Linked DNA regions of Mus musculus: region 1 is linked to region 2. Evidence: chromatin loops called from intact Hi-C (ENCODE). Cell type or tissue: left cerebral cortex. All regions are shown on one strand. Links, peaks and the distances in the headings refer to the core of each region. The heading gives the core; the rest is flanking DNA.

Region 1 (12,293 bases), core at 1,352-9,351, 99 kb before region 2:
CGCTGTAGCCACACTGGCTGTTTTAAGGCTACCCAGGATCCTGAAACTCCCTGCACCTGATTTCTGTAAGTCGGCCTAGGAAATTCAGTGGTTCCCTGGAAGGAACTTTGGAAGATAGCACCTTGGTTTGTCCTGGGGACCTCTGGAGGATATATTGACAACTCCCTCAGGGAAGGAATTTTATCAGCACACCTCCAAAAGTATACCAGGGCAATGTGCATGCGTGCACACTAAGAAAAAAATAAATAAAATAATTTTAGAAGAAAGAAATGACATTGCTTTGAGGCTGAGGAGAGGGCTCAGAGGCAAAGTGCTTACTGAGCAAGCTTGAGGACCAAACTTTGATCCCCAGAACCCACCCAAAAAAGAAAACCAGGTGTAGTAGTTCATGCTTGTTATATGGTTGCTCGACAGGCAATGATAGATGGATCCCCGGAGCCTAGTGGTCAACTAGCCCAGCTGGGTCAGCAAGCTCCTAACCAGTGAAGAGACCCCGCCCCCCAAAATCAAAACAGGCAGTGTCCTGAGGGAAGACTGACCTCGGGCCTCCAAGCACACCCTCACAGGCATGCACACCAATGCACAACTGAGCGTGTACACACACACACAGTGCTATCCCTCTATCTCTCTGCATTCTCTATGCAAATACTCCTCGACAGAGACCCTGCTGAAACCCTGGGACAGGGACAGGGATCTCTCACCCTACAGAGCAGTTCAACAGACTCGTGGAGAGGGGGCAACCCATCAGTCAGTACTTCATGTTGCCTTCCACATTCTAGCTCTTCAGTGTCAAAGACATCCCACTGCTCTCTAGCCATGGGGAAATAGGATGTAAGTCCTACAGATGCACATAATTAGTTCCAATCTGTTTATGGGCTGGGCAGAGCCATTGGACTATGAAAATACAGTTCAAAGGATGTCAGCAGTAGCTTTAAAAAATGTGTTAAAAAGAAAAGAAAAGATGGCTCCGTTGGTAAAATGTTTGCCTTATAAGCATGAGGTTCTGAGTTCAATTCCCCCAAGCTTCAATACAGAAAAGGTGGTGGTGTGAGCATGTAAGCCCTGCGCTTGGGAGGTGGAGACAAGCGTCTCACTGGCCACACAGTCTTGCTTGGTTGGTAAACCCCAGGTCAGTTGAGAGGTGAACTGCAATCCTGAGGTTGTCCTCTGGCCTCAATACACATAAGCCCTCACGCACACATGCGCGCACACACACTTTTTTAAGCTTCTGATGACATTTCATATCACATAACACCTCCCATCTCCATAGGCTTCTCCAGAAACAGCCTACTATTCGCTTACATAAAAATTTCAGTGTTTTCTTACTTTCTTAGAAGTACTAGGGATGAACCTAGAGCCTCGTGCTCTGCTCCTGAGCTATAGCCCTGCCCTCCAAGTAAATGATGGCTTGCTCATCTACCACTGGCTTGTTCACTTGACTGTGTCAAGATTTGCTCTCAGCGTGCATCATGCATTGCCTAAGCTAACTTCATCATGAGTCTTTCTTGGCTACCAGATGCATAATATGAGGGACAGAAAGGCTAGGAACATGGTGCTGGGTCACAAGGCTTGTAAAGACAAAGCTGAGAGCCAATTCCAGGAAGGAGAGGATCTAGGAGCTTCCATGTCTCATGTTGCAGATGATGTCGCCAAGCAACAATTGACTCCCCTGGAAACAAGCTGGCCGCTTGGTCACTCGAGCCTGCTGATCTTGCAGAGGACCTGAGTTCAGTTCCCAGCACCCACATGGGGTGACTCAAAACCTGTGACCCCAGTTCAGGAAGTCCACTATCCTCTTTCGAACTCCCTAGGCATGCACACTAACACACAAGCACAAACACACATGTACACACACAGACACACACTCACACACAAACACACACACGTGCATACATGCACAAATGCATTAAAAACTAATAAAAATAGGTCTTTTGGGAGGAAAAACAGCATTGAGCTAGGGAGATGGCTCAGTAGGTTAAATGCTTACTATGCAAACTGGAAGTCCTGAGTTTGAGCACCAGCACCCAAGATGTAAAAAGCCAGGCATGGCTATGTGTGCCTATAATCTCAGCACTGAGGATGCAGAGACAGGAAGAACCCTGGAGCTTGCTGAACTACCAATTTAGCTGAATCAGCGAATTCTAGGTTAAGTGGGAGACTCTGGCTTAAAAATTAAAGGAGTAGGGGAGCTAGAGAGATGACTCAGTGATCAAGAGCACTGGCTGTTCTCACAGAGGACCAAGGTTTAGTTCCCAGCACCCACATGGCAGCTCACAACCATCTGTAACACCAGTTCCAAGAAGTCCATAGTCTCTTCCAAACTCTGTGGATTCCTGCATATATGTGGTACACATACACTTACTCAGACACACACAAAGATGTGCACATAAAATAAAGATTTTAAAGATGGAGAGTGGTCTAGGAAGATACCCAGTGGTAATGCTGACCTACATATATGCAAGGGAACACATATACATGTTCACGCACTGAGAGAGAGAGAGAGAGAGAGAGAGAGAGAGAGAGAGAGAGAGAGAGAGAGAGAGATTGATTTAACCTAAAGGCAACTGTGTGGCCAACTTCTGCAATAAAGAACATCAGAAAGAGATGCATAGTGACACATACTTGTAACCTCAGCAGTTGGGGGGTGGGGGTGGGGACTGAAGTAAGAGGGTCTCCACAAGGTCCAGGATATCCTGGGCTACAATGGCAAACCCATGTCTCCAGAAATCAAAGACACAGGCAGTGAAGGAAGATGGCTGGGAAGAGCAGCTGCTGTGGTTTCCACCTCAGAATATGCGTGCACTCCCACACATGCAAGCTGAATATGTGTGTGTGTGATGCAGAATAAAGCCCATGAGCCAAAATCCAAACAAGAAAACTTGGAGCTCTTCCCGCCTTGCAACACCTCCTGGGAGGCGCTTCCTACAAAGCCAAGGAAAATACAAGGTTAGCCTTTTGCAGGGAAGTCACCAAATCAAAATAGTATAGCGGCTTGAGAAGGCCAGCGATTACCGGCCTTGCATTATCGTTGCTTAAGAGCAGGATGAGGGCCAGGAGGAAGCTTCCAGGGCAGGCTCTGGGGAGAGGAGTGAGGTACCAGACTGAGGCTCCCAATTGTTCTGTAACCTCCAATTTCCTTTGAAGTTTAGGAAGTGTTTATTTTGCCTCGTACTCTATCATGGTGGGAAAGGCATGATGGTGGGAAATGAGGCTAGCCAGTCCCATCACATTGTCAGTCTCAAAGCAGAGAGAACTGGATATGGATCTAGAATATAAAATCTCAAAGCCTGCGCCCCCCCCCCCAGTGATATACTTCCTTCAGCAAGACTCTATATCCCATCCCCAAAGTTCCATCTCTTTTCAAACACTACCACCATCTGAGGACCAAGCATCCAAACACATAAGCCTATTGGGGACATTTCACATCGAAAGCACCACATATAGAGAGGTGCCATTAGCATTGAGGACCAGGGTCAGTCAGAGACCTAACACATCATGTCCGACCCCTAGCTGGTCTTAAAGACCAGCTTCCTTCTGCATCTTAGATTTCTTCATCACAGAAGTAAGTTCCCAGTAGGGAGGCTCAGAAGGGTGTCTACAGAATGGTCATCCTCAGGAAGTCAGGTAGGTATACAGCCTTAGCTAACCTGGCCATCAGATGATTCAACATTGCCGACTGCCACATTCTTTTGCTTCTAATCATCATATTGAATTTTACAGTTTGAATCCAAATGGAAAAATTCTATCTCATGGCGGGGGGCGGGGCACAAGAAGGTCTCGGTGATGAAGCACAGAGAGAATATTGAACGGGGATGGCGGGTGAGGGTGTATTCACACACATTCTGAAACATGCCTGCTTCTCTCCATCCACCTTCAGCATCTGCTGGAGTCCAAACACTTTCAACAGTGCCTGTGTGCAATCTGCCAGGGAGGAAACGAGGGCATGGGCCAAGCAGTAGAGCTCCTGCCTGGGGTCTGACAATAAGAGAGCTGAGACAGGAGTCAACAGTAGAGTGCATGCCTAGAATCCCCCAGTCAACACCTAAAGGCTTGACTCAGCGGTAAAGGGCTTGCCTATAGTATCCAAGAGAAGGTCTGAGATATAGCCATAGAGTTCTCAGCCTTCAGATGACCATGATGACTCCCGTGCTTATGTGAGACTAGCCCTCCTAGGCTCAGATGTTTGAAAGCTTGTTTCCAGCTAGTGGAACTGTTTGGGAAGGATTAGGGGTATGGCCTTATTAGAGGAGGTATATCGCTAAGGGTGGGCTTTGGGTTTCAAAGCCCATGCTGGGCCCAGTACTCTCACTTCCTGAAGATTAGCATAGCGTAAGTAGAATTCTCAACTACTTCTCCAGCATCATGTCTGCCTGTGTGCCACCCTTCTCTGAGCCATGATAATAATGGATTAAGCCTCTGAAACTATAAGCAAGCAGCCAACTAGGTTCTTTCTTTAATAAGTGTTGCCTTGACCATGGTGTCTCTTTATAACAACTGAAGAGTGACTATGACAGTTCCTAATAGTCAAGTGTGACTCTTCTCCTCACCAGGGTCACCTGATGTTCCAAAGACAGAGCTAAAGGCCCTGCCATGACAAGGATTCGCTGTAGTCTGGCTCCTGCATGCCTCGTTCATGTTCAGGACTCAGCTTCCAGAAACCTCTTCAGGGTTTCAAGAGCATCTCATCACACTGACTGGTACTGGGGCATCAGCAGCCATGCACTGTGAGCTTCTGCCAGCGTGTCACTTGCCCCTGCTCACTGCTAGGTGACACGAACACAGATCCTACTGGGGATAGAGAAGACAAAGAGATGAGAGTTAGCAAACGAGAAATTGGGGTCAGGAGACAGATGTGTATCATGTATCTAAGCTCTGGTTCTTCTGTTAGTTTTACTCAATAGGCTTTCAGTTCCAAAAGTCAAGGGCCTCCAGTTCCAAAAAAAAAAAAAAAAAAAAAAAACCTGGGCTAGGTTGATCTGGAGGTCGAAAGAGCACGAACTTCCTCTTTCTAAGAATAGCTCAGACTGAATTTGGAAAGGCAGAAGTCAAAATAGGAAAAAGGAAGTGAGCACCCACAGTCAGTAGAAACAGAATTTGAACCCCCTGGTTTCATGGTCTCTGCAAAGCAATTAGAAGCACTAAGGAGAGGAATGCAGGGGGATCCTGGGTTACAGACCAGTCTGAGCATAAGCAAGGAGACCTCGACTCAGACACAACAAAAAATGAAGCCAAGACCTGTAATTCCAGTTTCGAGTTACTTAGAGGCTGAGGCTAAAGAATTGCAGGTTTAAGGCCAACCCAGGCAATTTAATGAGACTTTTGACTCAAAATTAAAAGAAAAAAGTAGCTCAGTCATGCCTAGAATCCCCCAAGAGGGGCTGGGGGCGTGGCTCAGTGGTAGAGCCTCTGCCTAGAATCCCCCAGGGAGGGGCTGGGGGCGTGGCTCAGTGGTAGAGCATTTTGTCCCATGTGCAAAGTTCTGCATTCAATCACTGGTATCAGAAGAAAGAAAAGAAACAGAAAACTCCGATTCCTCCTCGTCTCGTGCACCATTTGAGCTGCATTAACTTTAATAGCCAGTTAAAAGTGTCTGTCTCGAGGCAAAGTGGAAACTCAGTGGGTTTTTTTTTTTCCAAATTAAGATGATAATAAAAGTACTTTAGAAAAGAATAAAAGAAAACTGACTTAAAGAGGCCCAGACACATCTGTCCATCAGTCTCACTGGTATAAATAGAATTAATCCACACCTTTAAGTGGCTTCACGGTGTGACTCCATAGAGTTTTCTGGGCAATTGCTATCTGCATGGAACACGGTTACCTGTGATTTGGTATTCTCTGATTTATTAGATTTCGTCTGCATAGTGCTGTACTTATTTTAACAAAGAGGTTTTTAAACAAATAGAAGTAAACGCAGATTTAATTTATTTCTTCACGTGAAGAATTCTCAAGAAAATCAATTTTCATTTGCACAGGTATCTTGGCAGCCTGGCGCCCCTATTACATAACACTTACTCCTTCCGTTGCCGGAGTGCATGTGACAGATGGCTTCATTTCCCTGCCGTGGCTCTATTGCCTGCACAAAAAAAAAAAAAAAAAATGTATTTAAGGCCTATTAAAGGTCTTACTAAAATGACAAAAATCACCAAAGCTTAGATTGACCCCATCTTATGCTTATTGACTTTTAAGTGTGTTTGTGTGTCCACATACCACTGTCCATAGTTTAACCTATTCTGGAAAGCCAGAGACACCCAGGAAGGTGTGTGGTCCCCAGGGCAGTGGGACATGCTTGATTTCAGTTGGAGAAGCTGGGCATAAGTTCATTAACAGATCTGTAATAGTATCAAAACGAAAGACAGACTCTCCGCCCAGCACGAGAAGGGCTAAGGATGGACTCTCCCTCTGACCTCAGAAATTGTTCTTGGGACAAGGGCCTGTCTGAGATGCCTGCTGCCACAGTTCTAAAGCTGGTAGACCTTAGATCCTGGGTCTGCTCCTAAGTGGTCCATTTCAAGTTCCCAGTGTACATAGCCAATTCCCTTTTGTGCGTCTCCTGAAACCCTCCTAGTATTTCTCCTCGTTTCTTCCTAAACTGATCTTTGGTTCTTCTCTGCAAGCTAACAATGGGTTGCACCTATCATGTGTGTACACCTGTACGTATGTGCATGCACATGAGTGCATATGTGTGAGCATGTTTGTGTGTGCATGCATGTGCACGTGTGTGTGTGCCTGTGCACGTGTGTGTGCCTGTGCATGCATGTGTGTGAACATGCCTGTGTGTGCATCCATGTGGGCACGCATGAGTGTATGCATGCATACATGAAATCTGTGTGTGCATGCATGTGCATACGTGTTTGTGCATTTCATCTGTCACATGTCACCTCATTCCTTTAAAAATTTTGTCTATGGCATTTATTTATTTGTTTGTTTGTTTGTTTATTATTTACTGGGGGAAGGAGCATGGGTTTGAGATATACCATGCCTATGTAGAGGTCACAAGATAACTTGCAAAAGTCAGTTTTTTTCTTCTACCATGTGAGCTCTGATTATTGAACACAGGTTTTCAGGGTTCATGGCAAACACCTTTCCTCCAGCCTCATTTGCCTTATGCTCTGACACAGGCTATCTCACTGGACCTGGGAGTCCACCAATTTGGATAGATCTGCTAGTTAGCAGACCCCAGTGAAGCACCTGCCTGTGCCTCTCCATTCTGTGCTGGCGTGACTGGCACGTGTCACCATGCCTGGCTTTAAGTAGGTGCTGGAGAGCTATACTTGTCTCCTCATGTTTATGCAGCAGACACTTTAATAGTGGATCCATCTCTCGACCCTCTGGCTACTCTTATCTCACTCGGTGTGTCCTGCCTTGAGTGGAGAGGAGATAGGCTGGCTATCAGAAGACAGGCACTGCTGGAGTGATCAATGTGGTTGTTCGCAGAGGTCAGCACATGGGTAGTCCAAAGGAAGGAGACAGAGAATGAAGATGGTGGTGAGGGCCTTTCTTTTTGTACTCAGCTTGTAGGCCTGAGAAAGGGTCTGGCTTTTCACCAAAGCAGCCCGTTATACTTGTTCAGTGAGCAAATATTTGTTGAACTAAAGATGCAAGGCTTAGCTTCCATGTGCACACGAAGTGGTGGAGTTTGAAGAGCAATGGAGTCTGCGGGTTCAGTTGAAAGAATGAAAGCCTTTCTGGGGTCGGCACACCTCTCCAGGCACTGCCCCACCCCCTCCGGCTCCCCGTGCTTCCACCAGCAGAGCCATTGGACGAGCAGGAACAGCCTAGAGGAGATGCCTCTGTTCCGGTCCTTTCGGGGACGAGAAGTCCCAAAGAGACGAAAGCATTCCCAGCTCCCTGCTACCCAGTGCTGTGACACTCAGCAAGGAAAGCTATCAAGCTTCCTGGAATGAAGACTCTTCTGCCGCCTCAGGGGAACTCCATCCCTCCATTCAAACACGTTTTCTTTAGCCTACCTTGGGTCAGGTACTGTGGTGGATGCTAGGGTAGTGACGGTGAAGAAAATGGACGTGTCTCTCACCCTTATTAGAACGGACATGCTGGAAACATGAGTTCAAGTATGGTGTGAGGCCGGGGATGATGGAAAATTCTAGAAGCTAGTCTGCCTTGAGAAACACTAGCCGATAGCCATGGTTAAAGTTTATTTGTTGAGATAGGGGGTTATTTTGTAACCCAGTCAGGCCTTGAACTCGAACCTATGGTAATCTTCCTGTGATGGACATATATCTATTTAGTTCTGAAATCTTTACTTACTGATTGATTGGGTTATTGTTTTATTCATTCGTTCATTCATCGTTACCATCACCATCATCACCACCACCATCATCCTATTTCATTATTTAAAACAATTTTCAAATTCAAATATATTTTGATCATATTCTTCCCTCCCCCCAAGTCTCTCCAGCTCCTCTTCCCATCCCTATCCACCCATCATTCAGTTCTTCCTCGAAAAGAAAAGAAAAGAAGGGAAGAGGAGAGGAGAGGAGAGGAGAGAAGAAAAGAGAAAAGAAAAGAAAAGAGAAGAGAAGAGAAGAGAAGAGAAGAGAAGAGAAGAGAAGAGAAAAGAAACAAACACCCTACACCAAACTATAGCCAAATAAAAGCACAAAAGGAAAAAGGAAAACAAAGCTGTGGAGGCCATTATCTGTTGGTCAACTACTCCTGAGCATGAGGCCTGCCCTGGAGTGCATGATATACCCAGGGTGGCTGTATTGGAGAAAACTGACTGTCCCTCCTCCCAGCAGGTTTAAATGACATTTCAGTTGTTAACCTTACCTTAGGGTCTAGGTTTTCATTCATTAATTCATTCATTCATTTATTCATTTGTTCATTAGTTCATTCATGGGGGGAGGGCAAGACAAACCAACAGAAGGGAAAGCATCCAAGAAAAGGCACAAGAAACAGAGACCCAACCGGGGATTCCATAAGGACACTAAAGCCATAGTTTATCCACTGAGGACCTAGTGCAGACCCATGCAGACCATGAGCTTGCTGCCCCAGGCTCTGTGAGTTCACATGAGCTTTGTTCCTGTTGGCTTGAGAGGCCTTGTTTTCTTGATGTCCTCCACCCCCTCTGGCTCCTCCATTCTCTCTGCCTCCTCTTTCGTGGCTTCCCTGAGCCCTGAGGGGAGGGATAGAGACATCCCAGTTAGGGCTGAGTGTTCCCAGGTCTCTTATTCTCTGCGTGACATCTGGCTGTGTGGCTCTGTATTTCTTCCCAGATGCTGCAGGAGGAAGCTTCTCCGATAATGGCTGAGCAAGGCACTGCTCTATGAGTCTAGAAGAATGTCCTTAGGAGTCATTTGATCACTGTGTTTTTTCCTTTCATTGAACCCGTATTACTTGGTTTTACTCTAGGTCCCTGGGGCTATCTCATCTCAGGTTCTTGATTATTCAAGTGGTGTCATTTGGGGGTTCCATCTCATGGAGCGAGCTTAAGCCAAATCAGTTATTGGTTGGTTACGTCCATAACCTGTGTGCCACCATTACCCTAGCATATCTTGCAGGCAGGACACCATTGTAGATAAAGGGCTTGTGGCTGGCTTGGTGTCTATGTTTCTCTTTTCAGAGCATGGAGAATTCTAAAAGTCCGGGAATGTAGGGGCAAGGCTCTTTGTAGGCACTGACTAGACTTCTCCATGCCCAATGAGTTGTGTAGGCGCTGTCTTCAGCAATGGGACATTGCTGTCAGTTTGTGCAAAACAATCAGGGAAACTTTTCATGAGCAAAGGACTCCAAAGCTCATCCTCAGGGCCGGAGAAACACTGCAGTCATTAAAAGCACTTGTTCTTGCTGAGGACCAGGGTTCAGTTCCCAGCACCCACCTAGCAGATCACAGCCATCTATAACTCCAGTTCCAAGGAATCTAGTGTCTCTTCTGGTCCTGGTAGACACCAGGCCATGCATGTGGCACAGTCACGTATCCAGGCCGGCAAAACACTTATACCCATGAAATTAAAAAAATAAGCACACCCTTCACCCACCATCCTCTGGTGATTGAGATGTAGAATGAATGAATGAATGAATGAATGACCACAGCTGCTTCAGGGAGACCCAAAAAGGTCACTGCAGTCACAGAAACACAGCCCTCAAAGGTGATAAGAGAGAGTTTATTCTGGAGCCAAATATGAGTGGCCATGGCCAGGGAGCATGTGCCAGCTGAGTGCTGTGTGTTACAGTACGGGAACAGTGTGATGAGATCTTACGGTAATGGAAGACAGGAAGTCAAAAATCAAGGCACTTTTCACATACAGTGGTAGAAACAGCAGGGAGTGTTTTAAAAAGTTAGGCAAAGCAGAGAAATTTCTGTTCCAGGCCATGGATGCTATCTGAGGATACTCCTTAGCCTTTTGGTTGGTAGAAGCCAGGGCGCTGTTATATATTACACACAAGGATGTCAAGTCGGACACAGGAGGTCGAGGGATGGCTATTAAGGGGGGCTGAAGACAGCATGAGGCAAACATAACGAAGCTCTAGACCTGCATCATCCAAACCTCTTAGAATCACAGAAGTTCTAACCAATTTATCAGCCTTGCTGAAGGCTCAGGGGAAGGTGTGAATCTTTCCAGGAACTTTGATTCACACCAAGTTCCAACCTGTGTTCACTTTCAAAGCAAACCACTTCGCAGTGGAAATGCAGGCAGCATTTTCAAACTGATTCAGTGGGATAAGCCCACTGGAAGGTGTCTTTGGATTACAGCTCTGATGGTCCTTTTCTCAGGAAAACTTACTGGAGAGCTCTGGGTTCAAAAATCAAGGTTCCAATGGACTTTATGTAGAATCTGCTTATGGGAATGATATGACTAGTGTGTCCTTATTGAGGTGCTCTGAGACAATGGGCAAAAGCACCAGCTGGGGCAATGGCTCAGCGGGTAGAATGCTTGTACAAGCATAGAGTTCTGAATTCATATTCTCAGTACACTGTACAAGTCAGTATGGGGGCATCTGCTTCTAACCCCAGTGCTGACAGGAGGGCACAGAGACACCAGGATCCTTGAAGCTCACTGGCCAATGGGCTCCATACCCAGTATGAGACACAGTCTCAAAACGTAAAGTGTCCAGTGATTGAGGGAGACACCTGATGTCCACATCTGTTTTCCACACACACACATGCATGGGTGAGCACACACACACACACACACACACACAACAACAAATTGAAAAAGCAGGCAAGCAGCTGGCAGGGTGGCTCAGCAGGCAAAGGAGCTCACTGCCAAGCTTGATAAATGGAGTTCAGCAGAACCCACACTGTGGATGGAGAGAACCCATTCCTGCAAGCTGTCCTGTGACTTCATAAGCATGACATGACATGCATGCTCATGTGCACTGTGCACGTGTACAGAGAGAGAGAGAGAGAGAGAGAGAGAGAGAGAGAGAGAGAGAATAGATGTCTTTTTTTTAAAACCAAGCAACATCGGCAACCAAGATTCATCATTAACCTGAGCTTTTCCACTTCTTCAGTTTGACACAGAATCTTGCTATGTAGCCCAGGATGGCCTCAAACACACAACCGTCCTGCCTTGGCCTTCATGTACAAAGACACAGGCACGCTTACTGAACACAGCTCCTCCGCTCTTTAGGAGAAGTCTGGTTTCCAGCTCTTCTGAGATCCCACCCGAGAAATACACAGTAAAACAAAGGCATGGAGTAGGTTCCAGAACCCTAAAAGCACCCAGCAAAACCTGCAGCTGAGGAGATGGTCTTAGGCTCAGAGACCGAAAGATCGATCTTGTCACATTCGGCTTTGTAATTAAAGCTGGAGACAATGGCTCCACAGCTTTTCACAGGTAAGGCCCAAAGTAATCGCTGTTCTGTAAAATTTTTAACACCTTGGCTAGAGAGGCATCCCTCTCCTTTCTTCACAGTAAGCAAGCAAAGACTCTCTCCCAGGCAGCCTCTCTCTCTCCCGGGCTGAGAAAAGGTCTCAGAAGACATCAGTATTTTCTTCCTTGTGGGAACTTGAGTGACACTTTAGAGTCTGGACACCGGACTCTCACAGGGCAATCTGCTTTTCTAATAAGGTTTTCACAGTGACATATTTAGGGAATTATGTGCAAGCTGCCCCAAATTGAGGTCTAGTCAAGGCTGCACTTTGATTATGTAGTTGCCCCCAAGAGACAGAAAGAGAGTAAACATTTCTTCTATAGTACATTCTGTTGATCTCCACTGACGATAAAGCTGGGAGCTGTTATGGTTTTTGCTGTTCCTCCATGCTCTCCTGCCCTCTGCTAATTGGATTCAAGGCCTACTATATGCTAGGCAGGGGCTCTACCACTGAGCCA
Region 2 (12,293 bases), core at 1,513-9,512:
GCTACATAGCTAATTCAAAGCCAACCTGGACTACTTGAGACCCTGTCCCAAAATTTTTTAAAGGGGCCCTAAAATGATGGCGCAGGTAACGGTGTTCGCTGCACAAGTCTCACGACGTGCGTTTGATCTCCACAGAGTTGTCCTCTGACCTACACACACACATCATGGACACGTATCCACAAACACATGCAGTCGATGATAATAAACGCATGTGTTTAATTCACAGGCTCTTGAGTCTTAGATCTTCAGATGTCTGCTGAGTCCCAGGCATCAAGTTCTTTAATTTCCCAAAGAGCTGTGTTGTTTCAGGCCTGCCCCCACCTTTTGTGTCAACTGTTTCAGTTGCCACACGCCTGACACACTGGAGTCCTAAACCTAAACCATGCTATCAGGGGTGTGTGTGTGCATGCGCATGTGTGTGTGTGTGTGTGTGTGTGTGTGTGTGTGTGTGTGTACGCATGCGTGTGTGTATGTATGTATATGTGCGTATGTGTGTGTGTGCGTGAGTGTGTGTGAGTGTGCGTGTACCCACGCTTCTGCATGCATGTGTGTATGTGAGATGTGGGACTAGAGGAGCATGTATTCCACAGCGTGCAATGGAGGTCAGAGGACGACCTTGTGAGCTGGTTTTTGCTTTCCACCTTGTTTGATGTGGGATCTCTTGTTTACTGTTGCCTGTGCCAGTCTTCTAGCCTGAGAGCTTCCAGAGATTAGCTCGTCTCCACCTCCCATCTTGCTGGAGGAACGCTGGGATTACAGAAGTGCACTATCACGGGCTCTGGGGATTCATTCTTACACAGCAAGCATTTTCCCCACTGAGCTATCCCACGAGCCCCCCCTTTACTGGACTTTTAATTTGCATGACCTGATGACACATGGCTCGGAGCGTTTTCTTCAGAATTTATTGGTCATTTGTGTCTCTTTTTTTCTGAAGCGTCTGTTTAAACCTTTGCACACTTCTTATTGGGTTATTCGTTCTTAATGCTGGTAAGCAAACAATATTTTGTCAGCTATATGTCTTGAAACTATTTTCTCCAGGCAATGGCTTAACTGCTCTTATTAGTAGTATCATTTCTGGCACACAATTGCTTATTTTGACGAATTTCTTCCCCAGCGTGTGGCTCAGTGCTTTCTGGAAGGTTCTGAGATCATCTTTGCCAACCCCGTGATCATAGAGGTTGTTTTATGCCAGGTGTGATGACGTACACACCTGTAATTCCAACATCCAGGATGCCGGGCAGGAGCACAGAGAGATGGAAATCTGCCTGGGCCACATGGTGAGACCTCAAAAGTACAATTAAAGCTTTGTTTTAAGGTTCATTTATTTAATGTATATGAGTGCACTGCAGCTGTCTTCAGACACACCAGAAGGGGGCATCCGATTCTATTACGGATGGCTGTGAGCCACCATGTGGTTGCTGAGAATTGAACTCAGGACCTCTGCAAGAGCAGTCAGTGCTCTTAGCCACTGAGCCAGCTCTCCAGCTCCCTCAAGTCTTAGATTTTCTTCCTGGAAATCTGTAGCTTTGCATTTGACTTCCAAGTCTGCAGTCTGGGGCTGTTGAGGAGACAGACACTTGAAGTGTGGGGAGCCTCCCAAGTTGGCATCCACGTAGAAGCTAAGCCTGGCAGCCTGTGTCTGTAACCTCAACTCTGTAAAGACGGAGGCAGGCAGATCCTCATTGGCCAACCAGCCTAGCCGATTAACAAGCCCCGGGCTCAGTGGCAGCCCCTAACTCTGCTGCCTGCTATCGGATCCCTTCCCCTAACTGGACTACCTACTTTGGCCTCAGTTGGAGAGGTTGCACTGGGGCCTATGGTGACTGGATGTCTCAGGGTAGGTTGGTACCCAGGGGGGCTTCCCATTCTCTAAGGAGAAGGGGAAGGGTTAATGGGAGAAGGAATTTGGAGGAGTGGGATGGGAAAAGAGGAGGGATGGAGGGGCACAATCTAGATGTAAAATGAATAAATTAAGTAATTGATTTTTTAAAAATAAAGCAATTCGGCTAGGGATGTGGTTTGGAGATTAAAAGCACACACTGCTCTTGCAGAAGACCCAAGTTCAATACCCAGTGCCTAGCCCTGAGCAGCTCACAACCACCTGCAACATCAGCTCCAGGGAATCCAAGACCGTTTTCCAACCTCTGCAGGTACCTGCACTCATGTGCACAAACCCACACATAGGCACACATAATTTCAAAACTAAAAATCTTTTAAAAATACAAAATGGAAGCTGGAGAGATCGCTCGGCAATCTGGTTAAGAGCACTTGTTCCTTTGGCAGAGAAGCCAGGGTCAGTTTCCAGCATCTACATGGGAGATTCACAGCCATCTCTAAGTCCAGTTCCAGTGGCTCCCACACCCTTCCTCTGACCTCAGTGAACACAGACATGTACATGGTCCACATATATCCATGCAGGCAAAGCATTCATACACATAAAATAAAATAAAATAAAATAAAATAAAATAAAATAAAATAAACCTTAGAAGTTAGTATAGAAAGTGGTGACAAGTTGATGAAGACACCCAGATGTTAACATCAGCCTCCACACAATGCACTTGCATGTGTGCACACACGCTCACATAAGCCATACACTTCTGCACATGCACCAAAGCCTTCAATCTGTCTTACGCTGCTTCATGTCCACTAAGGGATAGGGCTTGAGGTTTGCCTTCCCCTGCAGATAGCTGCCCTCGCAGATAGCTGCAGTTCCCGGCTTGAAAGACCTCTCTCGACACCAAGTTATTCTGGTGCCCTCGTCCAAATTAATGGACTTTATAAATGTGCATCTACTTTCAGTCTCTGGCAACGGCTTCTCCATCTGAGTCACCCACTTACTATTTATTTAGCTTGACCCCCCAAACCCCACTCACTATGTCTTGATTCGAGTGACATCACAGTCAACAGCAGCCCTTGAAACCTGGTCATAGAAGAACCTCTGGCTATTCAGTCCCTTGCTTTTCTTTCCTTCTGTTGTGTGGCACATGCATGTGAGTACACGGGTTCACACCAATGTGCAGGCATGCAGAGTCCAGAGTAGGATGTCTAGTACCTTCCTCTATCGCCCTCTGCGTGTTGGCTTGAGTCATGTTCTCACTGAGCTAGAAGCCCGTCAGCTTCACCTGTGGGTAGGTTGGCAGGCTCCAGACTCCTGTCTCCGCCCACCCACACTTGCTGGGCGTACAGCCCAGTGCAGCCATTCCAGCTTTTCACATGATTCCTGCAGATTCAAATGCCAGTCCTCATGCATGCTGAGCCAGCACTCTTCATCACTGAACCCTCTCCTCAGCCCTCTAGCTTCTTAATATGCATTTAAAAATTATTTTGCTAACACTCAACAACAACAACAACAAAAAATCAAGATTAGACTAGAATTTTCCGAGACTCCAGATCCTAAGATCATTAACAAGTTGAACAATCATACAGCCCATGGACATGGTATATCCCTTCCATTTGATTTAAGGCTCCTTGACTTTTCTTAGCATGTCCTTGTATTTTCAATGTGGACATCGTTTATACACTTAAATCTTAAGCATCATATGTTTTTATATGTCAGGTTTTCTTGAGTGTTGTATATTGATCTTCTGTCCTATAACCTTGCTAACTTGGTGAATATTTGTTGTTGGTTATCGTTAACTGATTCCAGGAAATTTTTTGTAGCTCCTTTTAGATATTTAGGGAAATTGTGTTGTCTGCAAAAAAATGACAACTATATTATTTCTTTCCAAATTCCACCCTCTTATTTCTCTTTCTTGCCTTTTTAGATTGGCTGGGAACTCTAGTATGTTGAATAAAATGGACTAGTGTGAGCATCCAGGATGGTCTTGAATTCACTGTGTATTCCAGCCTGGACTCAAACTCACAATCCTCCTGCTTCAGTCACCCAAATGCTGTGGTTCCTACAGTCCTGATTTGTGACTGTCAGTTAGGTCTAGGTAATCCATAATATTATTCTAATCTTCCATGACCTTGCTTTTTATCTTCTAGCCCTAACATTTAGCAAAGGAGGACGATTGAACTGGATAAATACTGTACAAGGAAATCCACAAAGCTTTGTGTTGGCTTTCATCAGACACAAGGATCCAAGTTCAGTCCTCAGTGCCCATATTTAAGAAAAATATGGGGTCCTCCCTTAAGAGATGAAGATGGGCATATCCCTGGGTCCCACTCACTGGCAAGCCAAGAAAATCAGTGAGTTCCCGGCCAGTGAGGGACCCCCATGTCAGGAAATAAAGAAGACAGTGCCTGGGAAACGGCACCCAAGATTGACCTCTGACCTCCACTTACATGAGCACACGCACACACAAACACTATCCATTATGAAGATGAGAAGAAGGAAGGGAGGGGGGATGGGGATTACAGAAGGAGGCAGACAGGCAGACAGGCAGACAGACAGACAGACAGACAGACAGGCAGGCAGGCAGGCAGGCAGGCAGACAGGCAGACAGGCAGACAGACAGACAGACAGACAGACAGGCAGGCAGGCAGGCAGGCAGGCAGGCAGGCAGGCAGGCAGACAGGCAGACAGGCAGACAGGCAGACAGGCAGACAGGCAGACAGGCAGTAGGCAGACAGGCAGACAGGCAGACAGACAGGCAGGCAGGCAGGCAGGCAGGCAGGCAGACAGGCAGACAGGCAGACAGGCAGACAGGCAGACAGGCAGACAGGCAGACAGGCAGACAGGCAGGCAGGCAGACAGGCAGGCAGGCAGGCAGGCAGGCAGGCAGGCAGGCAGGCAGGCAGACAGGCAGACAGGCAGACAGGCAGACAGGCAGACAGGCAGACAGGCAGACAGGCAGGCAGGCAGGCAGACAGGCAGGCAGGCAGGCAGACAGGCAGACAGGCAGACAGGCAGGCAGACAGGCAGGCAGACAGGCAGTAGGCAAACTCATCTCTTTCAGCTTTCCTGCTGCCTGAGTTTTGTATCTGGATACAGATTTCAGATTCTTTTCTCTTCTTGTGAATTGACAGTGTATCTGTGAAGGGTGCTTCTTATAACTGGCAATGTCTTCTTGTCTGTCCTTAATATGGCTGTGTGTGTGTGTGTGTGTGTGTGTGTGTGTGTGTGTGCATAGTGTTTCCCTCCGTTTTCTCTTTTCTGGGTCTTAGATAATTTAAAGGTGGGGGTGGTACATGTACAAGCATTTCGCCTGCATGTTTGTCTATGTACCATATTCATGCAGTACCTGTGGAGGCCAGAAGAGGGCATTGGATCCCCTAGAACTGGAGTTGTGAGTCACTATATGGGTTCTAGGAACTGAACTTTGGTCCTGGGCAGGAGCAACCAGCGTTCTTAACGGAGCCATGTCTCCAGCCCCTTTCTCTGGGTCTTTACTCTGTGTGTGTGTGTGTGTGTGTGTGTGTGTGTGTGTGTGTGTGTGTGTGTGTGTGTGTGTGTGTGTTGGTAATCAGCAACCATTGCTATCTTTTCCATCCACTCTTGTCACCTATGCGTGTTTTCCTTCTAACACATCTCCTCCTTGCTCCATTTCATTTTCCCTATATTCTTTGCCTCTCTGTGTGTGTGTGTGTCTGTCTGTCTGTCTGTCTGTGTGCACATGCGTATTGAGGTTGACATCAGGTGTCTTCTTCTATCATTCTCTACCTTATTTTGAAGACAAGTCACTCACCGAACCCAAAGCTCAGCTAGTCAGGTGACCTGACTTGTCAGTGAGCCCCAGAGATCCTCTTGCCTCCCCACCCCACCCCTCCCCGACAACCCCAGGCACTGGGGTTACAGTGCAGGTACAGCCACACCTGGTTTATTTAAGCACGGGTTCTAAAGCTCTAAACTCAGGTCCTCATGCTTTACCAAGAGACATTTTTCAGTAGGCCACGTCCTTGGCTCTTTCTTGCTGTCTGTGGGCGCACCCAGGGCTGTTCTGATGTTCTCTCGGCTTCTCTCCACTGACTTGTTACCCTGGCTCTGTGTTTTATCTCTTGTGCGCTCACTGCTCCTCTGTGGCGTTTAAAGTGGGTCTTTAAGTTACCCTAGACTATTTTGTAATAATGTTATATGACTTCACATACACCATAGAATCTTATGACCACATATCCATTTCATTAACCCTCTGTTGTCCTTTGTGCTACTGTCTTCTACCTTTATCATACACTGCACAGTGCATTGCTATTTTGGCTTTAGGCAGTCATATTAGAAGGACATTAAGAATGACTTTAGAATATTTCATTAACTCTATACCTTTCGTATCAAAGACTCTTCAGCCCTTCGTGTGCATCAAAGCCTTTTCCTGTATCGTTTCTCTTCAGTCTGAGAAATGTCATGCACATCAAAGCTTCATCCCATATTGTGATAAATATCCCTCAGCAGGTGTGGTGGCACATGCCTATTACCCTAGCACTTGAGGAGCTGAGGCAGGAGGATAGAAAGCTGGAGGCCTCCGTGTGTTACTGTGATAGCTTTTATTGTCAAATCTAGAATCTCCTTGGAGCCGAACTTCTGCACATATGGATTAGGCTCACTGAGGTAGGAAGACCCATCATGAAGTGGGATGGCATCTCAGACTGAATAAAAAGGAGACAGTGAACTGAGTGCCAACCTGGTCTCTCTCTCTCTCTCTCTCTGCTTTCTGACTGTGATGACAATGTGACCAGCTGTGCACACAATATGTTCAGTTGAGGATACAATGTGACAAGCCATTCCACATTCCTGCCACCAGGCCTTCCCCACCATGTTGAACTGTGTGAACAAAATAAATGCTTTCTTCCCTAAATTTAAGTATTTTGTTACAAGTAAGTAAGCTAACATCAAAGTGGGTATTGGCTAATTTACTTCTCAGGTGAAAGACTCTTTCCCCAGGACTGTCTGCTAATTAAAGAGTCACAGAAAACACCTCCATAGAATGTCTGTTGTTTAAAAGAGTAAGAGAGGGCTGCTGCCACACTGAGGCTTGGGCAGAGTTTAAAATTCTTTCTTTTAAGATCTACCTTTTAATGTGTATTGATGTCTTTCCTAACATATGACTGTCTAGCACACACATGCCAAGTGCCGGTGGAGGCCAGGAGAAGGCATTGGATCCCTTGGAATTAGAGTTACAGATAGTTGTGAGCCACCACATGGGTGCTGAGAATCAAACCTGGATCTTCTAGAAGAGAAATCTGTCCTCTTAACCACAGAGCTACCTTTCAGGCCCCAGAGACTAGAGTCTAATATTACATTATCACTATTGGATTTAGAGTATCCGGGCAAGCTTGAGAAGTTGTAATTCTAACAAGTTTTGGGTGATGCTGAAGTTGATATGGATGTCGATTTTGATGCTGATTCTGGAACTGGTGGTGCTGATGTTGATGATGTTGCTAATAGTGACGCTGATGTTGGTACTGAAAGTAAAGCTTATGGGAGATCTTGGTGATGATGCTGATGATGGTGCTGGTGCTAAAGCTGGTGAAGATGTTGGTGATGATGCTGGTGCTGATGATTGTGCTAAACTGGTGGACATCTTTTGGTGAGATGCTGAAGATAGTGCTGACACTGATGCTGGTGCTGATGCTGATGCTAAAGTTGATGGAGATGTTGGTGATGATGCTGAGGATGATACTGATGGAGATGTTGCTGCTGATGCTGATGCTAGTGCTGATACTAAAGGTGGTGAAGATGTTGTTGTTGTTGATGATGATGATGATGATGATGAAGATGGTGCTGACGCTGATGATGGAGCAGATGCTAAAGCTGATGGAGATATTGGTGATGATGCTGACGATAGTGCTGATGCTAAAGTTGATGAAGATGTTGGTGATGATGCTGATGCTGGGGATAGTGCTGACACTGATGGAGATGGCGATGCTGCTGCTGCTAATGATGATGACGCTGATGCTGGAGCTCCTACTGGTGCTGAGGCTGCAACCCACTTGGTTTCACAAGGTTTCATTTGAGACTGGGAGATGGGGTTTGCATAAGACACTGAGCCCAGAAAGTGAAGAGAAACAGGGATGGTTTTCAAAAGCTCATCTTTCTTCCAAGCATTTGATGTTTTCAGCCATCTGTACCCGTTGAACAGCCATGCCTGAGGGATGGTTGTAGAACATTTGCTTAGAGCACTTATTCTGGCTACAGTACCCTAGACATGTCAGTACTCACCCAGGAAAACTCCTACAGAGCCTCAAGGGGTCAAAACATGGGTTCTTCTGTCTTGTTCAGGAGCCAAAACCCAAATGCAGGAAGCTTACAAGTTTTTAAATCCCTCCAAAAAAAACTCTATTACTTTCCACCATAAACTTTTTTCTAGAATGTAATATGTGCTCTGACTGCAGACAAGCTCTACAGTGACTTGCTGCAGACTCTGTTATCCTCCCATGGAACCAGTGTCCAGTGTTCACAGTGGGTAGGTAGGTCTGCGTGCCTTCTCCCGTGTACATAGCACACAGGATCAATTGTCCAGGCAGAACCTCTGCATAGGTAAAAAATAAAACAACAACAGCCTCATGCCATCTTTGCAGGCAGGGATTTCAAACACAGTCATGCAAAAACCCCTGTGTGTAAACACACTCCTGGGGACTAGGATGATGTCAGCACTGACCGGGTGAACTTCCCAGCATGTTTGAGATATTTACACTCGAGTGTTTATTTCAGCTTCTTATATTATATATGGGGTCATCTGGCTGGTTTGTTGGATGCTCCTTCTTGAAGCAAGGTCTTGCTGTGTAGCCCAGGCTATCCTGGTACTCACAATCTTCCTGTTTCTGTCTCTCAAGCACTGGGATTATAGGCATGTACTGTCACATCTGGTTGGCTTACTCTTCATTTATTGAGAAGTTAGATAATTCTTCATTTTGTAATTCTTTTATTTATGTATTTTTGGTTGGTTGGTTGGTTGGTTGGTTTTTGGTGCCAGGGACAAAACTCACTACCTTATACATGCTAAGCAGGTGCTGTATCACTGACCCACACCCCAGACCCTCACTGGGGGATTCTAGGCAGGGGCTCTACCACTGAGCCACACCCCAGCCCCTCACTGTGGGATTCTAGGCAGGTGCTGTACCACTGAGCCACACTCCCAGCCCCTCCCTGGGGGATTCTAAGCAAGTTTTTACAACTCATCCATGGCCCTAACCCCTCATAGGGTTCTAGGCAGAAGCTCTGCTGCAGAGCCACGCCCCCATCCCCTGCACTTTGGATTTAACAAAGAACTCACACAGAAGGATGATGATAATGAAATTCCAGACTTGGACTTTAGAAATACATTTAGATCCTGCTTTCAATGGGTGTCATCTTCCCTGTTTCATGGAAAGGCCAGACGTAGATGTAGCTGGAGGAACAGGGTAAGCTTTGAATGCAGAGGAGAGCCTGCAGAGTCCTGCTGACCTTTTGGGCCATGGGCAGAAGAAACTTAAAAATCCCCATGAGAAGGATAAGCTGGGGTCCCTTCTCCATGACCTCATATCCACATCAATGGTGGGACATAATGGACCCAGCTGTTTGTTCCTTGGCTACCATCTCATATTTCACAGTAGAGCCAAAATTTCTGAGATCCACTGGGGGGTTTTAAGCTTCTTGGCTGCCACACCACATTGTACCTGGTCTCCCCCTAATGCCCTTGGACAGGACTTCTTTAGAAGGCTTGTGAAGAGAAGATGCAAGCCAGGCTGTGGCTACAGGTAGATGAAGCTGGCCAGCAAGGGACACAGAACTAACAGGACTTACGGAGATGAGAAAATGCCAATTTTCTAAGGAATTGGTCCCACAAAACACACCCAGCATGCTGCAGAATCTGAAAATCCAGTGGCTGATCCACTCCGAGTGCAAAGGTCTGAGAGCAAGGGATACCAATGGAGCCCCGGAGTCCAAAGGCTCTGCAGTCTGAGGCAGAAGAGGAAGACACAGTACAAGAGAGAGCCCTCCTGAATGAGTTACTTACGTTCTTGAAGAGACACTATACCTGGTAAAGGCAACTTAAGTGGGGAAGGGTTTATTGTAGCTCACACTTCAAGGGTGCAGTCCATCACAGCGGGGAAGGTAGGGCTGCAGAGTGTGAGGCAGCTGGCCACTCTGCAACTGCAATCAAGAAGCAGCGAGAGATGACCGCTAGTGTTCAGTTCTGCTTCAGGACCTCAGTCCATAGGATGGTGTTACAAACGTCCAGGGTGGGTCCCCTTCCTCAGTTTATCTAATTGGTGCTTCTAAATGCTGGGAGAGTGACTACCAAGATTAACTATCAGGTCTGACCTGCTGGTGTCTTACCGTGAATAGATCTGTAGTGCCCACTGATGCTGATGACAGTGTGCGTTCTTCACCCAGTCCATATCAAATGCTCATACTTTTTAAGACACACCCAGATATCTCTCACCCCAGCTGTCTGAACAGCCCTCGGCTCAATCAAACTGACACATAACATTAACTACCAGATAGAATATGTGGCTACTGTGTGTAGAAACACACAGAGATTGGAGGTGGAGACACGGTGAGGACCTGAGTGAGAACCTGTTTCTCATCCTGGCCGCAAACTCCCCCTCTTCTGTCTACAGCTAACTGCAGCATGTGGCCATGGGAAAGTCCCAGCCAGGGACAGGTGGACAGGGGAGGGGAGAGTTAACAGGATGCTGGGCTCCGCTTTATGTGACTCTGAGTCTCCACTCTGGCTTCCATGGCGACTTCATTAGCAGCAAGCTGCTAATTAAATTTCATATTTATGATCAGAAAATAAAATCATTGGGCCTTTCTGAAATAGGATTTTATGAGTTTGGGCTCAGGCAGCTGAGTCAGCAGGGGAGGGCCTGGGCTGTTTAGAATCACAGTTTCAACGCGGAAATAAATAACACAAACAGGGCCAGGATGTATCTGAGTCCCTTGAATTGGTTTATGGTGGGCTTAAACAAGAAAGACCGCTACCCACTCTGAAAATGGAGCTTGTGCCTCGTTGCTTAAGCTCTGTGATGCTCGGGGATCCAGGTTTGAGCCAGCAGTCCCTAGTGAAACAAGGGGCTATGTTTACAGGGCCCCAAGCTTCTTCAGGAGTGCTACTGTGTGTAGCTGTCTTTCCTGCTACATCAGAAGCATCCTTGCTGTCACGCTTAGACTTGTACCCTGTGGTACGAGCATGCAATCTTGCTCCAATGCCTCCTCCTTTTCTGCAGGACTCAGTGGCTGCCATCTTCCCTGAAGGGTTTTCCAGGTACCCCTCCCCCGTGGTCTCAGAGAGTTTCTCTACTCCGCTGCTGCCAATGAGAGAGGCATTGATTCTCTCACAGCATGGAATTTGAGGTCCAAAACCAAGGTGTCAGTGGCCTTAGGGGACAAACCCTGCTGCCTCTTCCAACTCTGTTGGTACTTTGTTAAGGGGTCTCCCTGTGTAGCTCAGGCTAGCCTCAAACTCATGATTCCCCTGCCTCAGTCTCCCAAGTGTTTGCTCTCCTTCTAGCTTGTTATTTTATTTTTTGGTGTATGTGTGTTAGAGTATGTATGTGTATGTCTGCATGTCTGCATGTGTGTGTGTGTGTGTGTGTGTGTGTGTGTGTGTGTGTATATATATATATATATATATATATATATATATATATATATATATGCATGTATGTGTGCACAGAAGTCAGAGGATGTCATGTGATAGAGGATACCTGCTCTATCACTGTCCACCTTGCTCTGATGAACAGGGTCATGTCACTGAACCTGGAGCTGAGCTAGCAACCAGCAATCCCCAGCAATCCTCCTGTTTCCACTCCTCACTACTCCTGGGGTCACAAGCACAAACAACCATGCCTGGGTTTGTGTGAGTTCTGAGAATCCAGGCTGAGGTCCTAAAATGCTCTTCTGCACTCTGTCAGATCCCCAGCTCCCACTTCCATCTGGTGATGGCTCCTGATCGGTCTCTGCCCCTGTCTTCATTTCCCTTCTCTGGATCTGTGTCATTTCCTATTCTAACAGTCACTGGTTGTAGGTCCAGTGTGACTTCATCATAATAATGTCTGCAAAGCACTCATTGCCAAATGAGGTTATATTCTATGTGGGCATTAATTTAGGAAAAGACACCATCCAATGTCTGTTACTTTTCTCTTCACTATCACCAAACTACCTGCAAAGGAGAAACATAGTAGGGAAGGTTTATTTAGGCTTACAGTTTGATGGGATACAGTGCATCATGGCAAGGAAGACAGGGTGAAGAAGACACGGTAGCAGGGATGAAGGGGCTGATCTTTGCAGACAGTCAGAAATGAAGAGGGAATGGGGTGAGGCTTTAAAATCTCAAAGCCCAGCCTCAGTGGCTCACTTTCTCCAGCAAAGCTTTACTTCCTAAAGGCTCCACAATAGCGCCACCACCTGGGGATAAAGTACAAAAACATAC

Evidence for each region. A loop is a pair of places that touch in the nucleus more often than their neighbours do. Peaks named below come from ENCODE experiments on the same cell type or tissue, not always from the same donor. Only the 100,000 strongest peaks of a DNase experiment are listed, where the experiment ranks them.
Region 1: it touches region 2 in a loop (1.9-fold over the local background); 2 of 42 quality-filtered maps call a loop at or near these places.

What each region holds. Positions count from the first base shown.
Region 1 is chr5:141,048,903-141,061,195 of GRCm38, reverse strand. No RefSeq gene overlaps it. Among named protein-coding and RNA genes, the nearest start is that of Gm38730, 9.9 kb to the left of the region's middle. In left cerebral cortex, for the core only: no CTCF peak of the experiment used is centred there; DNase peaks (open chromatin) are centred at 2,858 and 5,064.
Region 2 is chr5:140,950,221-140,962,513 of GRCm38, reverse strand. All of the region lies in intron 1 of Card11 (caspase recruitment domain family, member 11), which reads left to right. Among named protein-coding and RNA genes, the nearest start is that of Card11, 44 kb to the left of the region's middle. In left cerebral cortex, for the core only: CTCF peaks have their summits at 3,069, 5,203 (motif pointing right) and 6,674; DNase peaks (open chromatin) are centred at 1,577, 3,160, 6,565 and 7,950.